Regions from separate parts of the Mus musculus genome. Here region 1 is linked to region 2. The links are chromatin loops, found by intact Hi-C in ENCODE. Cell type or tissue: left cerebral cortex. All regions are shown on one strand. Links, peaks and the distances in the headings refer to the core of each region. The heading gives the core; the rest is flanking DNA.

Region 1 (15,444 bases), core at 4,410-12,409, 53 kb before region 2:
AGTTAGCCCAAGATAAGCTGGATCCAAATCTGCAACTTTCCAACTCCACAACTACAAAGTTTGAAAATCTGTTACTCGGCCTGGAAAAATTGCTTCCCCCCCCCCTTTTTTTTTTCTTGAGACAGAGTCTTACTATTTAGTCCTGACTGTCCTAGAACTCATGCTGTAGACCAGGCTGTCCTTGAGTTCAATACAGAGATCTGCCTAACTCTGCCTCCCAAGTGTTGGAGTTAAAGGTGTGTGCTATGGCTCCTGTATCCCTCTCCTTCCCCTGCTGTAGTTTAGAATTAAATGAATGTCTAGGATTGAGAGTGTAGTTCAGTGGTTGGCTATCATGTACAACAAAGCTCTGGGTTCACTATCCAGCACAGAAAGAAAGAAAGGATGGAAAGAAGAAAGGAAGGGAAGGAGGGGAGGAGGAAGGGAGGAGGGAGGGAGGAAGGGAGAAAGGGAGGAAGGGAGGAAGGGAGGAAGGGAGAAAGGGAGAAAGGGAGAAAGGAGAGAAGAAAAGGAAAGAAAAGGCAAGGCAAGGCAGCCCTTCAGGATGACAGTAAGTTTTAAACTGAAAGTGCTACCCCAGCTCAATGGAGGGAGGGATTTTTCCACAAGAAGCTGCTGCAACTTGCTAAGGGCCAAGAGTAAAGTCATTCTCACCTTTGCAAACAAATGCCCATTCTCAGGCCCAGGCTGGCTGCACTTCATGGGTGACCCCACCCCACCTGGCGCCTTTGTCTCAACAGGCTTCTCAGTATGCCCTGTCCTCAAGCCTGAGGATTATCTCTTTGTCTGTGGGGCACCCTGTCTTCCACTCTTCCAGTGACTACAGAGCCATTAATAAGCACACAAACCCAGCTTCCCAGGGAAGATGGCAGCTTATAATAGTGCTGAGTGAGCGAAGATTTTATCAGGGCATTAAAAAAAAAAACAAAAACAAAAAACCTTAAAGACGCCACAGGCAAGATTATGAGCTTAGGGGTGTGGTCTTACCTGGGAGGTTGGTGTCAAGAGGAGCTTTCTGGAGAGACTGTAAGAAGACAGATCTTTGAAAGGGAAATTCTTCATGGACGTCAGAAACACTCATGGCGGCGGCGGGGGGAGGGCGGGGGGGGATTTATTGTGGAATTTAAATTTGGGAACGAAATGACATTAAAAAAAAAAAACCTTAAGGGATCTTTGCCGGAAAGTGCTGACAGCAGCAGATCTTTGACGGAGGACTGGAACCCTGCAGAGGATTGTCGGGCACAAGGAATAAGGCAGCACTGTTAAAGCCCTATTTCTGGAGATGCACTCCGACTCAAGTTCCTAAGGCCATTTCATTCTGGAAGACAGCAATAGTTCAGCCGTGGAGGGTTGGAACTCCCCCAGTGTGGGTGTACTGTTAGCTGTGGACAGTCTGTGCTCCTCCTACGCAGGTGAGCTGTTTGTTCTAAGGAAGAAAACAAATACACATAAAGAACTCCTGGTTTCTTCAGGCCTATTTTGAATAATGCAAAAGTTGGCTGTTTCTCTCTTCATCCACATTATATGATACAACAGAGTATCCCAGAGTTCTAGATACTGTGAAGATGGGGTGATCTAGTAAAGGACTCTGAGCTAGATCATCCCGTGGTAGAAAGTAGACGGAAAAGTGAGTGAGAGGATGCTGAGCTGGTTTGAAATTGTTCACTCTCGAGGTAACTAACCTGTTCCTATGTTAATGGCATTTACCCATGTGGGAGGCCAGAAATCTCAGGTTCTAATCATCCCTCCACACTGGGGATTGAAGGTACAACACATACAATGGATGGTGGTAGTGGTGTCTGCCTTTAATCCCAGCATGAGAGCAGAAGCAGGTAGATCTTTGAGTTCAAGGCCAGCCTGATCTAAAGAGTGAGTTTCAGAATGGCCAGGGCTACATGGAGAAACCCTGTCTCAAAGAAACCAAATATAGATAGGTAGTATAAATAGGACAGGACAGGACAGGACAGGACAGGACAGGACAGGATAGGATAGGATAGGATATATGGTAGGTAGATAGATAGATAGATAGATAGATAGATAGATAGATAGATAGATAGATAGATAGATAGATGGATGGATGGGAGGGAGAGAGGAAGGGAGGGAGGGAGGGAGGGAGGGAGGGAGGGATAAGATAGGATAGATAGAATACATACATACATACATACATACATACATACATACATACATACATACAACACATGATCTTTGGTGACTCTTTCGAACTATGACAGTCTTGTTTGAAATGTACCTGGGATTTGTGAGCACAAAAGAACTTGCTTGAAGTTTAAATGATTGGTAGCCCAAGTAGTCTCACCTGATGTCTATGTCCTACAGGTCTCTAGGAGTTCTGGTGGTCAATCTGCATTCGATACGTGGCTTCCTCTCCATTCTGCCCCTTCTGTAGGCTCCTGTAGGAACAGATTGGGTGGAAACTGGCTAACTTTGGAGAAGCCATACAGATCAGAACTGGCGAGTTAAATCTTAATGCTGTACTGAAATATTAATTGATAAAATATAATGTCTGGAATTTCCTTCAAAATGGCCCATGCTAGAAGGGCAAGTGAGCAGACAATTTGATTAGATGAGACTAAGTTAATAATTGAAGCACAAGGGCTGGAGAGATGGCTCAGCGGTTAAGAGCACTGACTGCTCTTCCAACGGTCTTGAGTTCAATTCCCATCAACCACATGGTGGCTCACAACCATCCGTAATGAGTTCTGATGCCCTCTTCTGGTGTGTCTGAAGACAGCTACAGTGTACTTCTATAAGTAAAATAAATCTTAAAGACAAAAATTGAAGCACAGAATAATTGCACCCTGAGGTTCATTATACTATCTTGTTTTCTTTTGTATATGATTGAATTTTCCATAATAAATCATTTCTATATGGCTGCTGAGGTTACTATTGTAGAACACCTTAGCTGAGTCTCTGGTTGGGGCAGTTTTCTCTCTGACCATCTTTCTCTTTGACATGTTTGCTTGGCTCTCCTCTTTTCCCTGAACTTCAATTCTTTCCCCTTCCCCCTATTATGAAGCACTAAATCCATAGGATCCTTACTTACAACTTTTAATTTTTAGTCAGTGTACAGTGAGCTTCACTATAACATTTTCAGGCATGCGCGTCAGTGCACTTTGAGGGTATTTACCCCTTCCTGTGACTGTCTTTCCCATTTAAGGCTAACGCTAGACCAAACAAACAAAAGCAAAGGGCTCTTTTTATGTACTGCAAATGATGTCATTCTTTGGCTAGACTCCTCCTTCATCTACATTGGGGGGAGACTCTGCTCTTATAATCAAGCATACCCATTGACAGTGACTTTGTGAACCTTTGGTTGTCTCCTGAGGAATGCCACCTTCCTTCTCACCCACCTGGATCTTACACCCAGCTCAAAAAGTCACTGTGTTTGCCCACTCTCTGCCCTTTGTTTAACCTCACAGCAGAATAGAAAGAATGGAAGGTGGATGTTTCTTATGGTTGTGGGCAACAGAATTGAGAGTCTTTCTAGAACATTCTGTCTGGAGAAGTCAACCTTAAGAGATAAGCCTTGTTTATTTCTGATTTGGAGGGCAAGGAGAAATCCCCACGACCCCTAAAACTTTCTCTTCTGATTTCTCTCCCTCACACAACTCTTGCTCCCTTTACGAGAACTTCTGGCAAGAAACATGTTGACTCATGGTGGTTTATCACTTCCTTCCTCTGGCTCACGTCCAGTCAGGATGCTAATGAGCTGTCAAGTGATAGGCACTTGGGAAAATGGACGACTTTCTAACATTGGAAACTCCATCATCTTAGCCTTGATAATCTGGAACGGATAGTGACAGGTGGAGACAGGGTTGCCAGAGTGAAGTTGGATGCCAACTACCTCCTGCTCGCCAGCATGTGACTGCTCTTCTTCCTTTGAAGACGACATTCTATCACACCTATTTGTATGTGTAGACTTTGTGGCAGCAATAATGATGTGTGCATCGGAAGAGTTTGAACCTCAGCTCCGTTGGGTGGATGTGTGGGATGTCTCATCTTAGAGAGCAGATTTGCTTGGTGACAAGCAGATAATTCTCTCCTTCTACACTTCCCTTCCGTGACCAGAAACTAGGCAGGATACACAGCTCAAAGCCACCCAGCTGTGGGAGAATGCCTTTCCAGGAAGACGGAGAAGGGCAGTCATGAAATATCCAGACTCATGATTACATGACTTTAGTCTGGTCACTTTGGGTAGGCTGAGGCATGGCATGAGGTAAAGTAGGGTGGGGCAGGTGGAATCACCTACATTTTATAAGCCACTGGAGTAGAGGAGCCAGATGAAATGTGGATGCCCACTTACATTGGAATTTCAGATCAGTGATATGTTTTAACATGAGTAAGCCCTGCATGTTGCATAGACACATGTATTAAAATAAATATATGCTATTTATCTGGAATTGCATGGGTTTTATTTGCTGGTAACCCTGAGAAGCCATGCAACTCCAGATAAATAGTCTAGTGGCCTATCTGCTGAGCCACTAAATGTGGCAAGTGGCAACGGAACAGTTTCTAGGTAGAGTGAACGTTATGAGTGCAGCAGTAGGATCTTATTCTGACCCAGTTTAAGTGCAAAAAAAAACAACCAAACAACCAACCAAACAAAAAACTTCTTTTATTCCTTGGGGACTGTTGGAAAAAATAATAGTTGCAAATGAAAAACAATTGCTAGCCAAAGGTCTTTTGTTGTCTGGGTTGTGACCCACAGAGAAAGCTTACTGCTTAGGGTCCAGAAATGATGTTCTAGCCTACATCCCCACCCACACTTTTACTGCCTTCTAAACATGTACTGCTTTTGTTAAAAAAAGCTTTCAGTGTTTACTAGAGAAAGGGTCATTAGTCCATCGTGTGTCTGTGCACCATCAGCCTCAACAGTTAAAAGCTCCCAGTCAACACCGCCCTGTCTACATCACCCCATCCACCCACCCCAACCCCAATAATGATTCTGGAATGGAGCCCAGAAAGCAGGAGCTTTACGGCTTCGTGTCTTTCTCTTCCTCATCATACCTTCCAACTCCCCACAGCAGAGTTCTAAGGTGACAAGGCTAGAAATGTCTTTGAACAGTGTTCCCATTTGTACAGTTCACTAGTTATCTGCCTTGCCAAAACAAGAAGCCCTGGGTCCTCCTTGCCCGGCTTCCTTCACGCCCACAGTTTGCACTTGGGACTTTAGTGTTGGAAGCCACACCCCAGTCATAAGACTTTGGCTAGGTCTGGGGCCTGGTGACAGTGGAAGGAGTAAGACGTGGCTTTGCTCACAGCTCTGTGAGATCCTTCTGGGAGCTGACTTAGCCACACATCCTTGAAGCTTTCCCTGTCTCTTCACTGAGCTTGGATCCAAGCGCCAAGCGAGGCACAAAGCTCTACCCTCGTGCTAAATATATCACCGGGTCTTCAGCACTTAGACAGTGATAACACTGGAAGGATTATTAAAAGCAGCAGAAACATGCTACTAAATCAAAGTTGTGTAAACTGTGCTATTGGTGCGATGTGGAATATTCTGTGGTGCTCATTGAAATGACGTCATAAAAGCATCCTTGTTGACACAGCTTTGATCCTATATTGTTAAGTGAAAGATAGCTTCACAGCCTCATTTTATCGATCTTTATCCTGGAAAAGACTAGCATGGTTAGCTCTTAGGCATAAGGTTATATTAAAACCTTGAAGTCTCAAAACGATTATGCGTACTAAGGACTTCCTTCTTGTCGTTTTTATTTTTAAAAAAATTCTGCAGTTGTCAGGTTGGACTTGTGTGATTATATATACGCTAATGCACATATATACATCAGAGCAGTAGGAGAACATTTTAATGGGTACATTTAGACACCCTACCTTCTGCACACAGCATCTTCCCCTTGTATCCGCATGGGGCATCAGGCCCACCAGGGTTCTGGATTACTCTACTTCTGCTAAGGTAGGATGAGACAGTGGTAGATACCTAGCACTCAGGTAGCTGAGGCAGGAGGTTGGTGAGTTTGAGGCTAGCTTGGGCTATAAAACAAAACAGTCTCAAAACAAAACAAAAACAAAAAACAAACAAACAAACAAAAACCAGCTGAAGGAAAAGAACCCAAAGGCTGGTATGCCCATCCCCCAGAACCCCTGCATTTCCCACAGAACCCCTGTGTGTCCCAGGATGGTCAACAACTCAGTTTGCCTGGACTGAGGGCTATCCTAGGCTACAAGATTTCCTGCGTTCACTGAGAAAGCCTAGGCCAATTTTGGGACCAATTGGTCAGTACTTCCCAGGCATAGAGGTTGACTCTGATTCCCTTCGTAGAATGCATTCTCCCACAGGTCTGAATTCTTCTGGTCTCAAAGCTAGGAGGGCATGAAGTTCAGCAGGTGGAGCAGGACTCAGAAACAAAACAAAACAAAACAAAACAAAACAAAACAAAACAAAACAAAACAAAACAAAACAAAACACTCTGCACTTTTGTCTCTGCATTTAGCCCAGGGCATGCTTTTGTTCTGTGTCTGAGCTTCCAGAAATAAAATGAAATAAAAGATTATCTAAATAATTCAGGACGAACTGGTTATTCAGTGAAGTACTTTCTCACATCCACTATTAAGGACTCCTTTTTTGTAGGCTGAAGCTAACGTTTATTCCATTCCTTTGGCTCTACGTTTTCCGGCTAAAGCTTTTAGCGTAAAACAAAAGAAGAAAGGGGTCAGGGACCGGAAGAGAAAAACCACAGCCAGTGTGGGAAGGAAACCTGTCGCAAGCGGAAGTCTGTGTTAACTGCACGGAGCTTCAATGAGGTTTGCCTGTGCGCCCCAGAGCTCAGGTTTGTAAACCGAGGCAAAGGGATGAGGGTGTCAGACGCTGTGACGTGTGTCACCCTTTGGCCACACTGATCTAGCTGTGGGACGTGACAGGGAGTGTCTGCCCAGAGCTGGCCTGGCTCACTCGGGTAGGTCATGTGGGTAGCCGATGGACCTCTCCGCATTTCTCTGTCTTGACCTTGGAGGTCAAGAGTGCAGAGTAGGAGAGCGCTGGCAAAAGTTAGACGTGACCTGTAGTTCATCCACTTCCGGTGTGCTGTTTGAGAAGTTATTTGACCTCACTATGAAATGAGTAATGTGAATGATACTCTTCTTACTCCACATTGATCTTTCTCCTCGCCAGACACCTGGGCACGATGAGACCTGCGGTCCTTTCAAGACAAGAAAGAAGCTGATCCAAGGAGTACAGAACAGCATTCGCAGCTCTGTGTGCACAGTGTCCTCTGAGCTTGGAATCCAGGACTTCTCCAATGGGAAACCTTTTCTTTTCTTTTCTTTTCTTTTCTTTTCTTTTCTTTTCTTTTCTTTTCTTTTCTTTTCTTTTCTTTTCTTTTCTTTTCTTTTCTTTTCTTCTCTTCTCTTCTCTTCTCTTCTCTTCTCTTCTCTTCTCTTTCTCTTCCTCGTCTCTTCCTCGTCTCTTCCTGTCTCTTCCTCGTCTCTTTCTCGTCTCTTTCTCTTCTCTTTCTCTTCTCCTTCTCTTCTCTTCTCTTCTCTTCTCTCCTCTCCCCTCCCCTCCCCTCCCCTCCCCTTCCCTTCTCTTCCCTTCCCTTCCCTTTCTCTTCTCCTTTCTTTTCTCTTCTTTTCTCTCTTCTCTTCTTTTCTCTTCTCTTCTCTTCCTTCTCTTCCCTCTCCTCCCCTCTCCTTCCTCTTTCTCCCATCTCCCTCCCCTTCCCTCTTTCTTTATTTTTTTGGGACAGGGCTTCTTTATGTTGGCCTGGCTGTCCTGGAACTCATTCTGCAGAGCAGGCTGGCTTCAAACTCAGAGGTCCACCTGTCTATGCTTCCTAAGTGCTGGGATTAAAGGCATGTGACACCACTAGCACCACTACTACCCCTTTGTTAGCTTGTAGTTATTGTACAAAATATGGAGTTTCATGAAGACATTTTCCTACCAACAGATGATGTACTTTGGCCCCCCACTGCCATTACCCTCCCTTAACCCCACCCACCTTCCCCTGCTAGCCTTCTTCTACTTCTCTCCACACCAGAACTTTAGATTTATCTTTGTTTTCCAAGACAGTCTCCTATGTAGGATTTCTTGTGGCTCATGAGCTGCTTTTGCAGAATGCTGGGAAACTGGTTTGTGTGAGGAGAGAGGACAGAGGAGCCCTGGGCACACGAGGACTCCCAGTTCCAGCTTCAGAGCAAATGAAATCAGTCTCTGTGCTATCAAAGATCCCCGGGCCACAGATTTCTTCAATGCCCTTCCTACCTTGTCCTCACCAGCAACAGGATCTGTCAAGGTTTGGGGAGACAAAACCATTCCTAGGCATTCCCTGCTCTCTATCCTTGGGGAAAACAGTGACATCAGGAGAGAGAGTCCACTTGGATTGTTGGTGGCGATATAGAGTTGGGAAGAGATGGGTTCAAGTGCAGTACTCACACCCCTCCACTTCCCCATTTTGGAAGAATGTGAATAGAGAGGAGAAGGAGGAGGAGGAGGGAGAGTCGGGGAGGGGGAGGAAGAGGATGTTAACTTGAATATGAGACAGATTTCTGAAATTACAGGGAGAGCAGTGGCAGAATCACTTTGATGCAACTTTCTAGGAACAAGTAGCTGGGAGCAGAATGAACGTGGCTCTACATTCTGCTGAGCTGGCATCCACCTCAGTATGCATCACACCTCTTCTCTGAAGGAGCGTGGGCGTGTAACCAAACTGACACAGGCAGACACCCCGAGTCCCATGAAAACCCCACCCACCTCCGTGAGCAAACCTCATCCAAGGACCCAGCACCAACCCAACTATCCAGAAAAGCAAGCGCTTCACTCTCCTTCATCTACGGAGAGGAGACAGGAGGGCAGTGGATCAGTGGGGGATGTGATGCGTTCAGGCAGGCTTTGCTAGAGAGAGAGAGCGCATAGTGGTGTCAACTGACAGGAAGCAGGTAGCCCAAATATGCAAAAACCCTTCAGTGGTCCAGTTCTTAGAATTTGCTAAGGTTTGAATGTGTTCACCACCACCCATGAGTAAGAAACAATCCCAGAGCAACCACGGTGAGAAGAAGGACCCTGCAAGAACTGTGCCTTCATTAACAGAGTAGTGGGTTGGTTTTCATGGAGTGGGGGCCCGGGAAATGGAAAAGTTCCACTTCCTTCTCTTGTTCTGTATTGCTGTATTGCTTTCTGCCCTCCATTAGAGTCAGTAATCCACGAGGATACTCATGAGATATGAGGCCCCTGATCTTGGGCTTGCCAGCCCCGAGACTATAAAAAATAAATATGTATTTTTATGATGGCTACATGGCTAATGCTGATAAACACACATGCAACCACAGGGTGGACCCAAGCAGTCTCGGAAGATGACGCTCTGGTTCTGAAAGGGAACAGTAACGCATTCGCATTGTGAAAGTAGTCCAATAGGGAGAAATGAGAAGGAACTCTCCCCTAGCCTCATAGGCAACACGTTAGGGAAGAAATCAGGGAAGTAAGAAGTTGCTACTACAGCTGGCGGAAGAGAGGTGAAAGATTTCAACCAATAGCTTTTCAGTGTAACTACAACTGAGAACTGCTTTGAACAATTTTTATTTTATTATTATTTATTTTCTATTTGTGTGTCTGAGCATATTGTGTATGTGTGTGCATATATATGTATACACACACACATATGCCATGGTACGTGGGTGGAGGTCAGAGGTCAACCCTGGGACTCCTTCCACCATTGGTTCAGGTCCACAGGCTTCGGCGGCACATGTGGTCAACCCTGGACCCACCTCACCTGCCCTTGAGAACGAACAACAGAGGAAGAAAAATTCCAAACTGTTCTGGTATGAGATTTGGGATATTCTGTTTTTTTTTCTCCCTCTCTATTTGTTGCTTTGTTACTTTCCTGCAAATGCTCTTACTATATAGCTCAGGCTAGGCTCAAACTTCCGAGCCTCCTGCCTCAGCATTCTAAGTACTGGACGTAGAGGTGTGGGGAAACCATCTGTGCCTGGCTTACATTCCTTACCATGTAAATATCATCTTCTAAGACTCCGTTTTAGCTAAGGATTGCATCCAGTTCAGAACTCAGCAAAGAACACACATGCTGAAGTTGTCTAAGTCAAGGATTTTATATCTGTATGCATATATCCTCCCATTCTCTTCCTCTGTACGTTTCAAACAACGGTACAGGCCCCAGTACAATCATTTGGTTTTCTTCCCGGACTCTTGGCTAGCATCCCGCTCCCTGGCTCAGGAAAGAAAGAAACACCAGCGCCCAGAAGTTCAAGTCTCTGCCGCTGCTCCACAGTTCCACGCTCAAATAAAACTGCCCTGGTTGGTTTGCATTTGCATGTGCAGTGTGGTGGTTTGAACTTGGTCTTCCTATAAATGAATCTATCTGGGGAAATAAATCTGGGGGTTCTTAGGTCAGTACTAATACTATGAGAGTTTGGATCCCAAGAAAGCGCATTTGTCTGGTTTGTGCATGACAGCACTCAGGGACAGATTATCCCAGTTCCTGAAAACACTTAGGCCTATATACTTAGGACTTAAGTACCCATTTATGGCTTCATAGTGGCATTTCAGGATCTATACTCAAGTTTTAAAGAGACGGGCATTTCTAAATGGTCCTTTAAAAGGTCCAGCGAGCACAGTATTGATCATTGGACTTTGGGGGGGAGGAGGTTCTATAGTGATGAGCGTCTGTGTTTTGATGGTGGAATCACCATGGCTCTGTGAAACCCCTTGTTTGCCAGGATGAGTATTTGCTTCTCTTTTTTTTTCTGGAACCTTCTGTCTGCACCATGGGACTATGCCGAGTGCTAATTGAGTTCATTTGTTTCCCCATCAGCCCAGCCCACCTGTATGAAAATAAGGGCTGCTCTGAGGAGTACGGGCGGGTATAACTGTGGGCAGGTGTCTGTCGTTTTGCCTAGACTGACATTTTTGTTTCCTCAGCTTCCTCATTCCCCCTGAGACCTGAAGACTTATTATAGCTGTATTGTGTCTTGGTTTTCTACGACTGCTTTATCCATCACCAAAAGCCAGACCAAGCACCCGAAACAGCAGAGTTTCACCGTCTCACGGCGGCCGCTGGTTTCCTCTGACGACTGTAGGCAGAGCCCATCCTGGCGATTGCTGGTGTTTCCTGGCTTGTGGACACATCACTCCAACCATTGACTTCACACCCACATGGTATCTCCTCTGTGTGTTTCCAAATGCCTTCTCTTTATACAGACGTAAGACTGCCTTAGGGCCCCACCCAGATGACCTCTCTGGACTGATTTTGTCCACATCAGCCCTATTTCCAAATAAGGTCTCTGAGGTGCCCTGAGTTAGAACTTCAACTTAGGAATCCGGAAGGGGGGAGGGGTACGGTTTCTCAAGCCTAATTGTCTAACAGAGCCTTACCTAGATCCTACATCCTACAGTGTGAGCTGCCCCGTGGACGTGTACCTCTGAGGCATCGCTTGCGAATGTGACAATAGGATGATGTGTTGTGGGCCAATACTATTTCTGACAGTGCTATATGCATCACACACACAGGCAGCCAACATGAGTTGTCTTCAAGATGTGGTTTACAATTTCTCAGAAGTTCTTCCGTTGTTTCTTTTTTCTTTTCTTCTTTTTCTAAGGTCAATATCATTTCCTTACTCACTTTGATTTAGAGACTTACGTTACCACAGTAGGTCAAGTTTCAAGAGCCGTCACAAGAGCAGAGCAGCCTGGAGCATGTACACGATTAGACAGCATCCTCTCAAACTGGACAGCCTCTCCAACTGTGTTTCAGATTTCCCCCGATCCCACCCATGAGTGGACACTGCAGATGTGTCATAGAAATACTTCATCAAATACGAATCTGACAATACCATATTATAGGCAAGATGCTGAAGAAAATGGAAAAAATGACCTGAGGTTTTGTTGTTGTTGTTTGTTTGTTTGACAAGCTCTAACTCCTATAATAATAGAATAATAGCCTAGTATCTCAAGGACCGAAGGATTGCTGTGGACTTTCATAACCTACCCAGGCAACCTGCAGAGCCTCCTCCGAGGGCGCAGGACCAGACTCCCATTCTGTGTTGACGTGGGCCTTATTCCAGGGCCTTCTCTCAGAGAGTTAGAGATTGCTATTTTTCTAGCAATAGCCTTCCCTGTAACTGTGAGCGTGGAGTCTCTCAGTCTGTCCACTCTGTGAACCTCTTTGATGAGGGCGCCGCCGCCTCAAACCATTGCCCTACCTGTTTGCTGTGCCCGCCCACTGGGCTTCGTTCCCTCTCACACATTAACGCCTGCTCAGTCTGTCCTTTCTGATGAATGATGGACTTTCTGCAATCCTACTGCTCACAGCAGAGATAGCATCGCTGTTTCTCCTTTCTCTGCCGGCTGCTTGAGGAATGTTTATGTGTTTCTTATTATTTGGTCTGTTTTACAATGTGAATTCCTGCTGGGGTTCATTGCATTGGGTATTACCGGGTATTTCATCTCATCTAGAACTTGCCCTCCCCTAATGTTTAATAACAGCAGTCTGTCTGAAGACCGGAAGTCCTGGTGCTTGGTTAACTTCAACCACAAATTAAAGTTGAAGAGATTTTTTTTTCTGTTTTTAGGAAATTGGTACCTTTATACAACTGTTGGTTATATATGTGTTGTGAAAAAAAAATGGAGAACCCTAAATGGATGGTGCATGGTAGGAGGAACCCAAAGAAAATGGATTCCCAGCTTCAAAGATGTTATAACAAAATGGAAAGAGGCTAGGTGCTGGAGCCAGAAGGTCTGGTTTAAATCTCATTTTTCTTACTGGCTGGTGGAACAGTTAATCTGAGGAAGGTGATGTCCCTTCTGACATTAACTTTCACCCACAAAAATAGGTTAATATTACTTACTTGAGATGCTAACTCAAAGTGTCTGGCACGCTCTAGGTATATAATAAAATATATTATTATTATTATTACTACTACTATCATTTTTTTACTTTTATTGTAAGAGACAGTGTCTCACAATATTGCCCATGTTGGCTCCAATGTCCTTAGCTCTAGTGACCCTCTTGTCTCAGCCTCTCAAGTAGCTGGGACTATAGATGCATGCCACACCCCCATTTCCCACCCCTAATCTCAACCCTACCTACACCCCAGCCCTGACTCAGAACTATTTATTAAACTCTGTGCAGGGATAAGATTAGCATTGCCATGACAGGATTTGTGGCCACCAGATGCCTCCGTTCATGGAGCTGACATTTAGAGCAGAAATTTAACTGTCCAGGAATCATGTATAGAGGAGCGGGTAGGAAGTGTGACCCCCTTCTCCCACATCTGCTGGCGGTCAATTGGCTTTATATGAATCACAGAAGAGCCCTCCAAAGAGACTCTGCCAACCAGCCCCTAGACACTGGGTCATCTATCCCATAGAAATCATAGTGCTCCCCTCTCCTCAAAGCCGACTGCAGGGGAGAGGAACAGACAACTTGCCCACGGAAGTCCCCGGTGAACTTAGAGCACTGTCTAAGTGAACCACTGCTGTGACAGGGGACAGCAGGACAGTTTGCCATTCGTGAGGTTCAGACACAAGCTTTCCCCACTGAGACATTCAGCTGAGAGCGGACACACTCTGTCAGGCTATAGTGTTGAATGAAAAGCACACAGAGCCTTTCCCTTGTTTTACTTCCTCTCTGCTCCCTCCCCAAACAAAGGGCAGGCCCTGTAAGTGCTTCCTGCTGAGTTTAGAGAGAAAGTGTTGGGTTTCAAGTCCAGCTCAGTTCCAGGGGCATCTGTAAAAGAATGAGACATCTATCTGTGCAGGGAGTCTGAGGACACACACCCTTGGTCCTCCTGGCTTTCAAAGGCAAGCTACTGCCATGTATCCCTGAGCACTGCCTTCCCCCTTGCTCTCCCTCTCTGGGTCCCCATAAAGGCAACATACTAGAGACCTTGGACTTTGTAACTGATGAAGTTGCTTTGAGGTTGGGGAGAATGGAGAGGTGGTAGCCTGAGGATGCTCTGGTATGCTTGGTCCAGCAACTTCACCCTGATGAGATAGTTCAGACTTGCTTTGAGAAGAGTCCTAGATAATGCAATGCTCAAGTTAATCTTTGTGGTGGTTTGAATATGCTTGGCCCAGGGAGTGACCCTATTTGGAGGTGTGACCTTGTTGGAGGAAGTGTGTCACTGTGAACATGGGCTTTAAGACCCTCATCCTAGCTATCTGGAAGTCAGTCTTCTCCTAACAACCTTCAGATGAAGATGTAGAATTCTCAGCTATTCCTGTACTATGCCTGCCTGGATGCTGCCATGCTCCTGCCTTGATGATAGTAGACTGAACCTCTGAACCTGTAAGCCAGCCCTAATTAATAACAATGAGCCTAGGCTGCCTGTTCCAAACTCCACCTAAGTGATGGGAGATATGGTGCTTCACTATCTAGATGAGCCTTCCCTACCCAGCAAGGAGGCTCCAGTGATCCACACACACCTTGCCTTTGCTTTGGCTACGGCCACCTCTCTCACTTCCTTGGGAAGGCCCCTGTTACCACTCCTTCATCCTTCAGTACCCTCCTCATGAAGCCTTTCATGGGAATTCAGTCCCATTGCTCATTTTTTCCCCCTCTCTGGCTTCTTCTCTGGTGTGTATTTTATAGTACTCTGCACTCTAATGATTTTCTGTTCCTTCTTCATTAATAATTGAGTCCCCTTTGTATTAACCATTACATTAAGTACTGGGGGCTAAGAGACTATTAAAACATGGCCTCTTCACAGAAGGAATTTACCATCAATTATAATGTGAAGAAGGAAGGAGCATTACATGGTACACTGCAAAGAGTGCTGATTTTATTCTGAAAACGATGAAAGCCATTGCAGAAGTTTTGAAAACTTTAACTGTTTTATTGAGGTATAATTGACACACAATAAACTGCATACTTGAAATGTAAAAGTTGATGTGTTTGGGTATCTTTATATGCCCATAACATCACTGCTACTATGGTGACTGTCATAGTCAATTTTTTTTTTCTGCTATAAAAGATTACCTCTGCTATAAAAGATTACCACTATTTGGGTAATAAGTAAACAACAAAAGCTCTTTGGTTTACTAGCTTGAAGCTCAGAGTCACAAGCTTGGACTGCATCATAACACGCACCAGAAGGGTAAGAAAAGAGAGGAAATTGGCTTGCCTCACCCTTTCTATCAAGACTTCATTCTCTTGATAACAGTGCTATTCCTAAGCACATGACTCCAGAGCCATTGTAACCCAATTCTCCCTCAAAGGTCTAACTTTTCCTCGTTGTTACTGAGATTTGTGGGTAACAGAGCTGTATTAGGAACTGTGTCAGGGTCCAGAAACATGGTGTAAGGAAAGAGTCTCTGATACTCTGGTGTCTTAAGGTTTTACTCCTGTGAACAGACACCATGACCAAGGCAAGTCTTACAAAGGACAACATTTAATTGGGGCTGGCTTATAGGTTCAGAGGTTCAGTCTATTACTATCAAGGTGGGAACATAGCAGCATC
Region 2 (15,444 bases), core at 3,815-11,814:
GTCAGATAGATGCTTAAACCCGCATTCTGGCAGGGACAGGCAAACAATGTTGCCTTTCATCTGGGCTCTCTGCTCCCCTGTGGTCTCACAGGACCCAGGTTTCTGCAAAGACTGTGTGGAAGGGAGCATAACCTGGGGGGAGGGGGGAGAGGCTGGGGGAGGGGATGGAAAAAGAAGCTAAGGGTAAAACCAACAAAGACAAGACTATGGGATTCAACAGTTTGAAGGCTAATCCATTGGCTTTTCTGCCAGGATGCTAATACACCACAGAGAAGAATGAAAGGCATTAAGAATCAGAGTTTTCTGTCAGGTCCATGAGGGAGCCCGCCCTTCATCCTAGCACTTGGGAAGCAGAGTCGGGTGGATTCTGAATTCGAGGCCGGCCTGGTCTACAGATTGAGTTTCAGGGCTACACAGAGAGATCCTTTCTTGAAAACAAAAGAATATGGTTTCCTATTGCTTGCAGATTTACTTATTTGACCAAAAGATACCCACCCCCTTTTGGAGTATAGACCCAACGAACAATTGATCTGAGAATAGTTTTTGCTATACACTGTAGACTATTATTTGACAAGTAAAACTTCTATATTTCCAGACTGGTGAGATAGCTCAGAGAAATCCCTGAGACCCACATTGTTGATAGAGGAAACCAGTACCCACAAGTTGTCCTCTGACTTTTACACACGCTGCGTGGAGCACAAGAACCCATACTAAATAAATAAATAAATGCAATAGAGATGCTGTTTTGACGTATGGACACATTGTGGGATGGCTGACACACTTAACATGCATTTCCTCACGTACTTGGGAGGTGTGGTGAGAATATTTAAAAATCTACCCTAAGCAATTTTCAGATACACACTGTTATTAATGATGGCCTCCGTGATGATGCAATGGGTCTCTTGAATGTGCTCCTTTGGAATTAAAGATTCATATCTTTGGATAGATAGTTCCCCAGTTTCTCGGGGTGCTGCACCTTGCAGTCGCTGTTCTATTACATATTCAGTGAGCTCATCCTCTTCAGGTTCTACATGAATTGGTCTCCTTGACTCTCTGTAGCCAGCTTACTGCACTTAGCGCGGTGCCCGCCAGGTTCCTCTCCATGCCTCAACAATGACGCCACTTCATTCTTGTCTGTGATTGAACATCAAGCACTCCACTGTCTATGCACACCACATGGTCTTTGTGCATTCATCCCCTGAGAGACACTTAGCTAGGTTTCATATCTGGGCTCTGAGTATTGCTACATGAATACGGGACTATAAATGTCACCTCAACATCCTGATTGCCTATCCCTTGAATGCACACCCTAAAGTCGGTGGATCATGTAGTCATCTTTTTAAAAAGATTTATTTATTTATTTATTTATTTATTTATTTATTTATTTATTTATTTAATGTATGTAAATATACTGTTGCTCTCTTCAGACACACCAGAAGAGAGGACATCGGATCCCATTACAAGATGGTTGTGAACCACCATGTGGTTGCTGGGAATTGAACTCAGGACCTCTGGCAGAGCAGTCAGTGCCCTTAACCACTGAGCCATCTCTCCAGCCCTAGTCACTTTATTTTTAATTTTTTTTTAAAGAAACACCATGGTATTTTCTGTAGTGGCTGCGTTATCTTTTTGAAAGATAACCATCCTAATAGGTATAACGTATGATCTCTTAGTGGCCTGAATAATAAATACTGACTTAATCCAGTACAAAAGCGTCAAACTTGTTACACAAATATTGACTTGGTGTTTACCAAGCACTATGCTATTATACACTGAGACCTGTTGGTCAGAGTGGACACAGAGTTACTGTCACCAAACTTACGGGAGGTCTGAGTGCTCTGGCAGACCTTTCTTTAGAGAAAGGATGAGCGTTCATTGCTTCATACCGTGACATACAGGCAGATGTTTGCCTTGTCTACAGGTAATAACAGTTGTCAGAAGAATTAAAAGCAGTCCAGAGGTGGTGGTGGCCAAGGCAGCACTGGGGAAGCAGAAACAGGCGAATCTCTGAGTTTGAGGCCAGCCTGGTCTACAGAGCGAGTTCCAGTCTGGACTACACAGAGAAACTGCCTCAGAAACAAACAAACAACAAAGATAAATAAGAAAGAAAGAAATAAAAAGCAGATGTAATCACACTAGACATTAAGTTAATTTAAACCATATTTTTCTATAAGTGAAAATATAAACCCCAAAAGATTACAAACTGGGAAATTATTTTTCAAAAAACATGACAATTAGGTGTTATTAACTTCAAATACAGAGTTCTTACAAAGCAGGAACAAAGTCAAATAGTTCACACAGGAGAAAGAGCAAAGAAAAAGAGCCTTAGCAGATGTTAGGATAAAACAATTATAAGTGGCTCACAGATATGCAAACTACCCAGTCTTAAGGGTAATGTAGGAAATTCGCTGGAAGTTGGATGAGATGGTCCTCGCCTGTAACCCAAGCTACCCCAAAGGCTGAGTGAGGAAGCCTGCAAGGTCAACGCTTGCCTGGACTGTATAGGGAAACTATTTACAGTAAATTAGTTAAATTCAAACATAGGGAAAATTTATATTAGAAATGCCTGCCTTTACCTAATGGATTAGGAAAGAATTATAATGCAAAAGATTTTTTTTCTTATCAAAATTGGCATAATCTAAATGTTCTTATCATTTTCACTCCAATAGCACATGAAACATCATATACCATAAATAAATAATTAAAATATAAATGAAACTAACAGAAAGGAAAATAATGAGAATGCCTACTAAGGATACCTCGTAAAAATCAATCTTTCCATATCCATATCATTTAATTTTATACCACTAATTTCATTTTTTGTAAAAGTATTTAAATGGCATGGACATTCTTATTTATGTTTTGGACTTTTGCTTTAAAAAAAAAGTTTATTTATTTTATATATGTAAGTATACTGTCATCTTCAGATACACCAGAAGAGGGTATCAGAACCCATTACAGATGGTTGTGAGCCACCATGTGGTTGCTGAGAATTGAACTCAGGGCCTCTGGAAGAGCGGTCAGTGCTCTTAACCTCTGAGCCATCTCTCCAGCCTGTATTTTTGGTTTTGAGAGAGGGCTCACTAAATAACTCTGGTTAACCTAGAACTAGATATGTACACCAAGCCAGCCCCAAATTCAGAGATCTGCCTGCCATTCCCTCTGCCTCTGCTTCCTGAGTGCTGGGATTAGAGGCATGGGCCACTGTGCCTAGCTATTTTTTTTTTCTTGTATTGTTAATGTGAAAAAGAGCAGACAGAGTTGTACACAAATACCAGATATGAGAGAAAAGATTATGGATATAGAAATTGTGTAGAGACACAGTCTGCTCTTGGTTTTGTTTCCCATGGAATCAGCTCTTGGTAGTCAATTGTGGTTCAAAAATATTAAGATGAGAATTTCATGAGTAAGCAACTAATGAGTTTAAATTGTGCGCCATTCATTCTGAGCTACATGAGGCCAGCCCACTCCTTTCTTCAGGAGCCAATTGCCCCTTAGCCAACATAGCCATGATGTATCCATTTGCCACCAGCCCATCAGGGACTTTTTCAGCCATCTCGGGTATCAGACAGTTGCAGTCTCAAGGTTGCTCACTTTATTTTATGACCCAAAAGCACAAGAGCGGCTATGTAAATGAGGCACTTGGGCATTTAACAGGGAGATGACCTCTGGAGCTGTGTGGGGGTGGGGGTGGGGGGGATACTGCAGAAAGGAAATTCAGAGTACTCGGGGCTTGTGGCTGCCTGGAACCTTGTTACGTATGTGTTGTGGGTAGGTAGCAGGGACCATTTCTAAGGTTAAAAATGTCAACCGATGCATATAACATGCTTCCTTAAAGTGTTTCCTGCTTTGTGTTTCCTTATGTCTTCTAAAACAATACTGCTTCTATGATCAGGAAGAAAAAAACGAAGCTTAAGAAAACTTTCCAAACCGCTCTGACACCTCACTAAAGCTGTCTGCTTTTTTATTCTCCTTACAAAGGCAGATTTACAGGACACTTAACAGTGGTCTCAGCTGAAGAAGCTAGTGATGATCAAACCTGGATTCAAATCTCAAATCTGGCCGGGTGGCGCTCGCTTTTAACCCCAGCACTTAGGAGGCAGAGGCAGGCAGATTTCTGAGTTCGAGGCCAGCCTGGTCTACAAAAGTGAGTTCCAGGAAAGTCAGGGCTATACAGAGAAACCCTATCTCGAAAAACAAACAAAACCAAAAAAAAAAAAAAAAAAAAACCAAACAAACAAACAAACACAAAACAATAAAAAACGAGAAAAGGGGGGAGAGAACAAGCCTCCCTCTCTCCTCCTCTCCTCTCCTCTCCTCCCCTCCCCTCTCCTCCCCTCCCCTCTCCCCTCCCCCACCCCTCCCCTCCCCTCTCCCCTCCCCCACCCCTCCCCTCTCCTCTCCTTTCCTTTCTTTTCCTTTCCTTTTTTAAAGATGCATTGGTCTTATGGGTATAAGAAGCCTGGTTATCTTGTTTTGCCTCTGAATCTGTGCACTTTCCCAAGTGGCCATGGCTAAGGTCTGCTTGTACCCGCAAAGCCCATATCTCACTACTTCCCTTCCAGTGAAGGAAGTAAGCCAGAGAAAAAGCTCCAGAGAGAATTTGCTGGGTCTGGTCTGGTCTGGTCTCAGGGCTGTGCACACACAAGGCGGTTCCTAGAGAGGGAAACTCTAACTGAACTAGCTTTACACACGATCAATGGGCTGACCAACTCAATTTTTTTTAAAGGATTCATAACTTAACAAATTGAGTTATTCATATCCACTGCAAAATGTTGTTAGAAATATTCTTCCCTTTTCAACTTTAAGGTAGGTATTTCTTATTCTGTTTAAATATGCATTAAAACTGAACACCAGTTGCATAATGGCATGTGGTCCACATTCCCGACTTCCCCACTGCCCACCCTTGAAAAGCTGGGAGTGAATGGGGGAGAGGTGTTCACCCCTGCTAGGCACTTACTTCCTCCTGACTTGAGTCAGCACAAGGATTAGAGTCCCTCTGCAGGTCCTCCAAGCTCTGGGACCAGCCTCAGGCATGCCTAGCAAATGCTGAAAGGTTTCTCTGAAGCAGCTTGGTAGAAAATGGTGGGAAATTCTCAAGTGGAGGCGGAATACCAAAGCATGCTAAAGACTCTGCTGCCCACTTACCACCCAGGAGAGCACACTCTTGTGTTCTAGTCCCGCAGGCTCGGGAGCTGAGGCCATTGGTGAAGTTGTACTATTGGAGCCTAGCATGTAAACTCACCATGGCAGCTCCCTTTATTATTAAACTGTAAGAACGAGCTGAATTGACGGTGGAGAGACAAGTTTCTATTCAGAGCCTGAGCTCAGGAGACAGTCCCAATAACATTTTCAAGAACTTTTTTTTTGCAAGATTCTTCCATGAGAGGCAAATGTGAGTGAGGTTCTTCTGATAGCCCAGGAGTTACCACTGGGACTCCTGCCCTGCGGAATTGCGTAAGCAGTCCTGGCTTGGAAACCCTTCTTTTTTTCCCTCTGGGTATCATCATCATTACAGGTTAAGGACATTTACCCTTGTGGCCTCTATCAAGGGTGCGATGTGGCAGTGGGTTGTCCTCACAGAACATTCCAGCTTTTATTAACCTCATGCTCATCCAAGAACTGGTGTAGTAAAGTGCTTGTGTGAGTTTAGCTTTCCTGACTCTCAGCTATGGATGTCTCAACAGGACTGTGACAGTGATGATGGCCACTTAGAAGTACTTTCCAGAAACCGAGACAGTCCACCAATAGTTAAGTCCCCTAAAGGAAGGCAGCTGGACAGGTGCTTGAGGAAACATCTTCACAGCCACACACTCGTGTATGTACTGAAGTCCTTATTCTGTCTCCAACACTGCCCCAGGCTTTCCTTCTACCGAGGAAACAGGCAGTAGCAGAGACCACCGATGCACATTTGAGCCGGTAAAGCGACACAGGACCTGGACACAGTTGCAGGACAGGATCCCAGGAGCCTAAGGAGCTGTTTCCCAAGAACAATCACACACCCTGCTTTCACGTGGGTGCCTCAGAAGTCAACTGCCTCTGAAGAGAGCTTGGGCCAGGTTTGGGACGCTTGCAGAAATACCTTCTGTGTCCTACTGAAATAATGTGGTCTTTCAAGATGCTGCCAGCCTTAGAAGGCCAGTAATATTTCTTTTAAGCTTGACAAGTCTGAACAGAAAAACAAAAACAAAAAACCAAAAAAAAAAAAAAAAACCAAAAACCAAAAAAAACAAAAAACAAAACAAAACAAAACAAAACAAAAAAAACCAAAACCCACAACCTGCCTAGCTTCAGGCAGTTGAGCGACTGAGTTTCTGACTGAGACCTTCTTTCTGCAACTCTTCCTCGCTGATGTCAAAACCAAGTTAACAATAACCCACCGCAACACTACATTAGATAAATATCCTCAACCAATTCAAGACACCACCATCCACTCCTCCCCCCCCCTTTCAGCAAATCTCGGTTCTCTCCCCAAATGTCTAGCTGATACTTTTATATGTATGAAGTTGACATTGGCCCCCTTTTGTATACAGACCCTAATTATTACAGTTTTAATGTATACACCCCTCAATCCTTGAAGAGAAATGTTTTTGAATAGGGCCGCATAATGAGCAGTCAGGTAGCTTTGAATGAGGCAGCCCACACCAGCTAATAAGGGCCAAAGACAGCAAGAAGCTCAGGCCTAAGAAGGCCTCTGCCCAGCTGAGCTTTAACAAACGAAGAACTCTCCGGGTTTAAGGGTTTCTTCTGAGGTCACTTGCAGCTTTGACCTTCAAGGTTGCTAATAGGGCCCCGATGCTTCTCTTTCTACTAACTTTCCCCTAAATGGCCCTAGTTTACTTCAGCTGTCTCTACTTTCTCCCTGGCTCCTGGACGTTCTTGCCAAAGGGACCAGTTCCTTCCCTGCCTAGGCTGAAGAAGCCTTTCTTTCTCCTGGACCCGCAAGCTGAGACAGGGCCACATTCCAGCAACTCTGCAAGTTCCCCCACTCAAGTCTTTTTCAACTTTCTCTGTTTCCCCGTGGGCCTGCCATCCCCTGTTCTGAAGCTGCCGTCCGGTTCAGAGCCTCTCCTCTGGGTTCAAAACGGTAGCTGTGAACAAGTCCCTGGGGGAAGGTCAGCGAGTCCCCATCCCACCAGACACAGGGTGTGCCTGCACCCGCCCTCGCCCCAGCTTAGACTGGGTCTGCACCTACCTCTCCCGGCGGCGCCGCAGCCGGGGCCGCTGCTCGCTGGCCTCATGGGAGAGCCTGAGAGAAGTGTCAGGGTTGATTGCTGCCACTGAACTACGTGAGCGTCGGGGTGTCCCGGGGGTAGGGCCTGGGCTTAGTTCCCGGAGACGAACAAGGAGGAGGAGCCCAAGTTATCACATCAGGGCGGGACCTGGCGGCGGGACAGCCCAGATGGGGGCAGCGCCTCGCGAGCACCCCCACGCGGGCTGCCCCGTTCCCGGGTGGAGCTCGCCTCGAGCCCATTGCCTTCCGAGACCCGAGACGACACAGCGTGTGCCTCTTGCCTGTGTGCAGCAAAAGGAGATCTGAACCTAAGTGGGGAGTAGTAGGGACTGGTCCGCACTACTTGATGGAGTCAGGGCTGGGACACGGGTTTCTCGCGTCTATTTCGTAACGGGAAACTGAAGCCCCGGGAGCTTGTATTTGGACTCCAGATTCTGCCACAAAAAACTAGAATTATCTTCCAAAGTGTCACATCTCAGGTTGGGGATGTGCCACGTTAGGACTCGAGACATCCTTTCTGTTCAGGACACGTTTCGCAGGCTAACTCGCTTAGGGATCTCGGGGGTCCCCTCTAGGCTCCATCCCAGCTCCGGTGCCTGAGATGTTTCTGCACGCTGAAGCGACAAGCCACCCGAGCCCAGCTAGGGGATTCTACTACCTGGGAGTCAGTGTTAGTGGGACAAATGGTAAGTGTCGGAGAACTCCCCCGCGTGCCCCTCACCGCAGATTTCCTGGCTCTGGACCTTGAACTAGAGGCTTGAGGAGGTACGTACCCGGTACCACTCTTGAGTACGGAGGGGAGACCCTTCAGCCCGCCCCACCATCTGAGCTGGGTGACAGTGACAGCAACCACGACGGCAAAAGTGGGGCAGGCACTCGGCTTGGTCCACGCAACAGCAGCCCTCTCACCTGCTCACTGGATTGCAGCACTCTGGATTCCAGCTCCAGCAATCTGTGGCTCACTTTAACTTTCCAGCCACCTCTCCCCACTAAGGGTGCTATCCAAGACCACCTTACCCCCACCCCCACGTGAACGCAGGACTCAGCCAATGAGCTTCCGGGACATGAGCCGCAGACCAATAGCTACACTTGGGGCGAACAGCACTCTACCACGTGATCTGCAGTGTGTGGCGAGTGACAGGGCTGGAGTCCAGGATCTGGGAAGGGGACAGCGGGTCACAATTTCATCAGGAACCGGGGTACCCATGCCAAGGGGTGGAGGCGATTTCCTACGGTAGAAGGTCCGGCTGTAGAGAGACGGACTGAGGAGCACAGGCTGTGTGCAAAGTTCCCCACTGCTAACAAAGTTCTAGCTAGATGGTAGACTCCCAAGTGTGGAAGGCAGTGTTGTCTTTCCTTTGGCCCCTCCTTCTCCCGCCCTCTTAGGACAAAAAGCCCCAGGGTTCACAGATGGCCATGACCTTCTCAGAATGCCCAGAAGCAAGTGTTCTCTCCCCATTTTGATTTTATCTGCAGCAGTAGTGTCCCAAGCATTCACTGGATCTTGCTTTTGTGGCTGTTACTCTAGCAAAATCTTTCCCTTAGCGATGTTATCTGGCAGAAGAGCATGACTCTCATGCTCACAGTACTGCACAGGTGAGAGAGGATTAGTAAGGTGGGTGTGTTTAGGAAACAGCCTGACTTCGGTCCATACAGTAGCCTGGAGTTCTATACAGGGTCTGAACACTTTAGGAAACAAGGATTCCTCTTGGGAAACCTATGGCCCTGAGCAGCCACTTGAGTGAGGTAGGCTCATGGTTTTCTACCTTTAATGACTAGTGAAAATTTGGGAAGTTGCTAATTGATACAGGATTGCCAACTTTACAAAGTGTTAAGTCAACACACTAAAACAAACAAATCTACCACCCGCCCTTTCTGTTTTGAAACAGCCTCTTATTACATAGCTCCAGCTGATCTCCAACTTAACCCTGTAGTACAGGCTAGCTGCAAACTCATAGCCTTCCTGGGTTATAGGCACGCACCACCACTTACTGACTTTTTTTGTTAAGTTTTTGGTTTTTTTGGTTTTTTTGACAAGGCTTTTGTGTGTAGCCCTGGCTATCCTAGAACTCACTCTGTAGACCAGGTTGTCCTTGAACTCAGTGAAAGAGAGAGAGAGAGAGAGAGAGAGAGAGAGAGAGAGAGAGAGAGAGAGAGAGAAGAGAGAAGAAGAAGGAGGAGGAGAAGGAGGAAGAGGAGGAGGAGGAGGAGGAGGAGGGGAGGGAGGAAGGGAGGGAAGGAAGGAGGGGAAGATGGGGTCGGGGGAGACACATGGCTACTGGGTCCAGTGGAGAAGGTTGATTGTAGATGTGAAGGAGAACATAGCCATAGGCAGAGACATCTGGGAGAGTCCAGAGCAAATGTGACCCTGAGCTAGGCTACGTGAGGAGAGGAGGGAGGGGAGAGGAGAGACCAAAAGACCAGGAGGATAAAGGGTAAATGAAAAGACTCAAGTAACAAAAATGCCTAGACAGCTTTTATAGGGAAGGGCAGCTTGGGGAAGGGCAACCCAGTCCCTGGGCTGAGAAGTTCTGGTTGGGGTAGGGCATTAGAAGAACCTAATGACCATGTTTCCTTTGATATGTTAAATAGTCACCTTAGTTAGCCACTTGTTCCGGGTTTAGATCTAATACTCAGAGATCTGCCTGCCTCTGCTTCTTGAGTGATAGGTGTGTGTGTCACCTGGCCCAGCTACCCCTGACTTTAGAAAAGTATTCTTGCTTTGAGAACAACAGGACACAAGAAGATCATTATTCATTAACTCCTATTGGATGCATTTAGACTTATGGAAATTGACTGTTTAATATGATTTGGGGGCAGTTTACACTAAGGGATATAGGAGCAGCTTTCAATATGAGTAGACATGCAAGTTTATAACACTAATGGGTTATACTCATCTGATACAAGTGTAAGCATCCCCAGCCCAACTATCAGGGGGCCTTCCTCTCTTCCTGATGGGTAAATGTATAAAGGGCCACCTGTGGATCTGCTATTGCCAACTGAAAATCCCCTTGCATTAGCTAAAATTCAAAAGTGAATAAAGCAAAGTTGTATTAGTCAGGGTTCTCTAGAGTCACAGAACTTATGGGTTGTCTCTATATAGTAAGGGAATTTGTGGATGACCCAAAGTCTGTAGTCCAACTCCCCAACAATGGTCAGCAGCAGCTGTGAATGGAAGTCCAAGGATCTAGCAGTTGATCAGTCCCACAGGCAAGCAGGCGAAGAGAACAAATCTTTCTTCTTCCAATATCCTTATGTAGGTATCCAGCAGAAAGTGTGGCCCAGATTAAAGGTGTGTACCACCATGCCTGGACCTAGGACTTGCTTTCTCCAGATGACCTTGAACTCAGAGATCTCCTTGCCTTAGTCTCCTGGGATTCATAGCTACTATGCCTCAAGATCTCCATGCCAAGATCCAGGTCAAAAACTTGTGTCTTCCAGCCTCAAGATCTGGATCACAGGTGAGCCCTCCAATTCTGGATCGTAGTTCATTCCAGATAGAGTCAAGTTGACAACCAGGAATAGCCACTACACAGGTGCTGGCTACAATTCCAAATGAAGTGAGCATGCCACCAGAATGAGCAAAGACAGAGCCAAAAGTATTGCAAAATATATTCAGGCGAGGGGTGATCAGACCCTAGCTGGGAAGAACTTGGAACGAGCAAATATCATTTTATAGTGCGAGGGTTTGGAGTCATCTCTTACATACATCTAGGAAACCGTGGGTAATAATTTTCCTCTGTGGTTCAGCCGACTATTTAAAATCAGGAGAGTGGGCTAAACTTAGTGGTGGGACACCACAGTCTTAGTAGGTAGGAAAGTGGCGTCTATGGGTTTGAGAAGAGCAGTCTTTTTCTACAAATACAATAGAGCTAACTGGGATGTGTCTGGTGGACCTTGGGGCAGACAGCCTAGAGCCTGAGAGCTGGCACCATCCTTAGGATTGTGCCTGTTCTTTCAATGTATGGCAATGAAGAGAAAAGAGAAGGTAGGCACACCAAAGTCCCTCTTAAAACATATAGCATTGAATTGGCCTTAGTTTCACTTATTAAAAATCACCCCTCCCAGAAAAACAAATCAAAAGACTTAGCAGTGGCCAAACATAGAAATGACTCTTCTTCCATAATGTTCCCCCCAAGGCTGTCAGAAGCAACACTGTCTTCTTCCTTGCCCTGGGCATCTGGTGCCTCAGTCCTTATTCGTTTATTCAACAGCAGATTGAGTAGCTGCCATGCAAACCTGCTCTGTAAAATGCTTGCAAACTGATTTAATTCAAGCACACAATAGAAAGTTCATTCACAGATTCACAGCCATTTCTGTGGTGGTACATGCCTTTAATCCCAGAACTTGGAAGGCAGAGACAGGTGGGGCTCTGTGAGTATGAGGCCAACCTGGTCTGCAGAGTGAGTTCCAGGACAGCCAGGTCTACATAGAGAAACTCTATCTCTCTAAATAAACAAACAAACAAACAACAAACCATTCACTGTATTAGTGTGTGTGTATGTATGTATATATATATATATATATATATATATATATGGAAATTAGTCTGCAGTTCAAGTAACCCAACAATGGGCAGCTGTGAATGGAAAGACCAAGAATCTAGTAGTTGCTCAGTCCCAAAGACTGGGTATTTCAGGTTGTCTTCTGTATAAGCTGGGATGCTACAGAAGTAGATTCCAACAGATGTGCTGGCAAGTAAGTGCAAGCAGGCAGAGAAGAATAAAGCCTTCCTTTTTCCATTGTCCTTAAGTAGACCTCCAGCAGAAGGTGTGGCCCAGGTTAAAGGTGTGTACCACCACACCAGGACCTAAACTGTCCAGGGCCACTACATTTTGTTCTCAAGATTCAAGGATAATTTAACATTTACAAATCAACCAATGCAATACATAAGATAACAGAATCAAGGACCATCTCAATAGATAAAGGAGAAGCATTTAACCAAGTTGAATCTTACCTGATGCTAAGAATCATGCAGAAACTATAAAATAAGGAATGTTACAGGCTACATAAGACAGACCTATAACCAAGCAAATGGAGAAAAACTCCATTTTCACAGAAATCAGAAACAAGATAGGTGTTACTATTTCCTCTGCTCCTATTGCATTTACAATCTCAGCTAGGGTAGTAAGAAAAGAGAAAGAAATAAAGATGCACACAGGAAAGGAAGGAGTCTAACTGTCCCTCTGGTGTGAGATTACAAAGACTCCCCCTGAAAACTCCCACAACGATAACCACACTTAGCACAGTAGCAAGACATAAAATTAAAATATATAAAAAAAAATCTAATAGCCTTCCTCTATACCAATAACTGACATTCTGAAAAAGAAATCAGGTAAATAGACCCATTCAGAGTTACCTCCAAAGAAAAGAAATAAAAAAATACCTTGTAACAAATCTGACTAAGGAAGTGAAAGGGCCTCTCTAATAAACCTTAAATTGCTGAAGGGAAAAAGAGAACATACTAGAAGACAGGGGCCACTGTCATCCTCGTGAATTGGAAGAATAAATATGAAAATAGTTATCTAACCAAAGACCAACTCAGTACAATTCTTCACAGAAAGAGAAACGCAAAAACAAAATCCTAAAATTCATGTTGGAGCAAAGATCCTAGAAAGCAAAAGCACCCTGGGGTGCTGAGGCCAGGTTGGAACCAACAAGGGGTGAGGAGGAGGGCGGAGCAACAGGGGGAGGGGCCAAGAAGAGGAAAACCACACGCGTTGCTTCTCATTTGTAGTTCTTGGATTTTATAAAGGGACATAAATCAAGGGTCTATACTTGACATGAAAGAAGAATTAAAAGTTTCTATGGAAACAAGACTACAGGAAGGGGAGGGGGAGGAAGGAGGGCGAAGACTTAAGAGGGCGAAGACTGAAGAGAAGGATAAGCTTAAAGTATGCTAAATATTTGCAGGAATGTGGACCTCGTGAAACAGAACTATGCATAGTGAATATGTGCCAATTACAATGTTCTTTAAAATGGGAAAACATGGGAGAAACATAATTTTATTCCCAAGAAGCACGTAAGCTAATAATGATGCCCAGTAAATGTATAAAAGGTAAGTCTGGGCTCGGGAGGTGGTTTTACTTTTCCTGGGGAGATGTGAACGGATTCAGTGACAGACAAAAGAAAGGATGCTTTCTTAGTTTAGTTTCGTGAACCAAAGAATTTATGTGGCTTACTCACAGGACCGGGGCTGATAAGAATAATTGCGTCCCGCCCCAGCGTGGGGGCGTGACCTCCTGAAAGATGGGTAGAGGAATTCACACCTTTGTGTAATCTTTCATGTTATATGCTATAATAGGCCTTCAAGACCAGTGGTTCTCAGCCTTCCTAATGCTGCAACCCTTTAATACAGATTCTCCCGTTGTGATGAACCACAACCATAAAATTATTCTGTTGCACTTCATTTTGCTACCGTTATGAATCAGAATGTAAATATCTGATATGCAGGATATGTGATAAACAACCCCTGAGAAAGGGTCATTTGACCCACAAAGGGGTTGTGACCCCCAGGTTGAGAAGCACTGCTGCAGATCATGCGCAGCTGGGAGGAGAGAGTAGCATCTAGAGAGAGTAATGGCTAGACACTCTCTCAGGTAAGGGTCCTTTAGTCACAGCCTCCTTTCACTAGGAAGTATTATCAGCCCCGTTATCTTTCTTGAAGACCTGACTACAACTGTATGCACTGCTTATCATGACTTAGGGCCAAGGTTATTCTGTGAATCAGTGGAGCAATCGCTCTTGCTGGATGGAGATGGGGTTGTGATACATGCAGAAGGAACAACCATTCCCCAACACGATAGATAAGAAGCCACCTTGGGATGTGTGTATCACCTAGGGTGGAGAATGAGGAAGGGGAAGATGGCTGCCTGAGAATTGAGCACTGAGCAGATTAAGTTATGACTGAAGAAGGCAGAACTTGGCAAAGACAAAGAATTCTAGAGCCTCCTCTTCCTCCTTCTTACCCTTCTTCTCCGCCTCCCTCCTCTTCTTTTTCCTCTTCCTCCTCCTTCTCTTCCTCCCCCTCCTCCTTGCCCTTCTTTTCTTTTTCCCCATCCTTCTTTTTCCCTTTGTTCCCCCTCAACTTTGTCATTCATCTCTTCCTCCTGCTCTCCCCCCTCCTCCCCTCCCCTCCTCTTCTTCTTCATTTTTATTTTTCAAGGCAGGGTTTCTCTGTGTAGTCCTGGCTGTCCTGGAACTCACTCTTGTAGACCAGGCTGACCTCGAACTAAGAGATCTGCCCACCTCTGCCTCCTGAGTGCTGGGATTAACGGTGTGTATCACCACTTCTGGGTGAAATCTTGTCTTCTTGAGGTGTCAGGGCCCTTGTTCTCATGAACAGCTGTAGCCAACTTCAAGGGTGTGACTCATGCTCCAGGGGATGGTTCTACACTGTATATATGGGCAGTACCTACTGGACTCTGCGGGTTATTAGAAAAAAGAAGACATGAAATTAGAAGGAGGATTGAATTATCTGTAAAAAAGTTTTGGGGAATGGAGATGGATATGACGAAAATATGTTTTGTACATGTATGGCATTTTTAAACATAAGCAAAATTAAAAAAATTACAAACAGGTTAGTTTCTAGTTTCCATGTTAGACAATTCTTTTTGTTTGTTTGTTTGGGTTTTTTGTTTTGTTTTTTGTTTGTTTGTTTGTTTGTTTGTTTCAAGACAGGGTTTCTCTGTATGGCCCTGGCTGTCCTGGAACTCACTCTGTAGACCAGGCTGGCCTCCAATTTAGAAATCCACCTGCCTCTGCCTCCCGGGTGCTGGGATTAAAGGCGTGCGCCGCCACGCCCAGCCCAGACAATTCTTTTATCCCTGTTAGAATTGGCTTTCTGTTCATCCAGAAACTCTGAAGAAATATTGTTAATGTTTTATCACTTCGATGCATTTCAAAAGTTTCAAAAACATCTCACCTAAGAATTGCAAGAGAAACAACCTCTAAGAACATTTTTAGTTCTAAATATTCTTCCTCTCCAAGTGAAGGAATTGAAGATATGAAGCTGAATCAGAATGAAGAGAGCTTCAATCTGCTTGGTCAGAGTAGAAAGTGGGACAGACCCTTTCCAAACCGCCCCCCCCCCCAAAGTTGGTTTATATTTAGACAATGGAGCTGTTTGCACCTGTTGGTGCTACAGATGTGTTCTGGGTGCATCGTGTTACCTGGGGGCCCCGTTCCTCTCTCGAATTCCGCTGACGTTG

The links. Peaks named below come from ENCODE experiments on the same cell type or tissue, not always from the same donor. Only the 100,000 strongest peaks of a DNase experiment are listed, where the experiment ranks them.
Region 1: it touches region 2 in a loop (2.3-fold over the local background); 4 of 42 quality-filtered maps call a loop at or near these places.

What each region holds. Positions count from the first base shown.
Region 1 is chr8:35,422,230-35,437,673 of GRCm38, reverse strand. It overlaps Gm34853 (a long non-coding RNA gene), which reads right to left and starts at 1,100. Exons shown (of 4, transcript XR_870343.2): 1 at 988-1,100; 2 at 1-51. In left cerebral cortex, for the core only: no CTCF peak of the experiment used is centred there; a DNase peak (open chromatin) is centred at 8,650.
Region 2 is chr8:35,368,505-35,383,948 of GRCm38, reverse strand. Ppp1r3b (protein phosphatase 1, regulatory subunit 3B) reads right to left here and starts at 7,287. Exons shown (of 2, transcript NM_001364452.1): 1 at 7,196-7,287. In left cerebral cortex, for the core only: CTCF peaks have their summits at 5,153 and 7,437 (motif pointing right); DNase peaks (open chromatin) are centred at 4,636, 5,106, 7,373 and 8,303; H3K4me3 peaks cover 1,638 bases.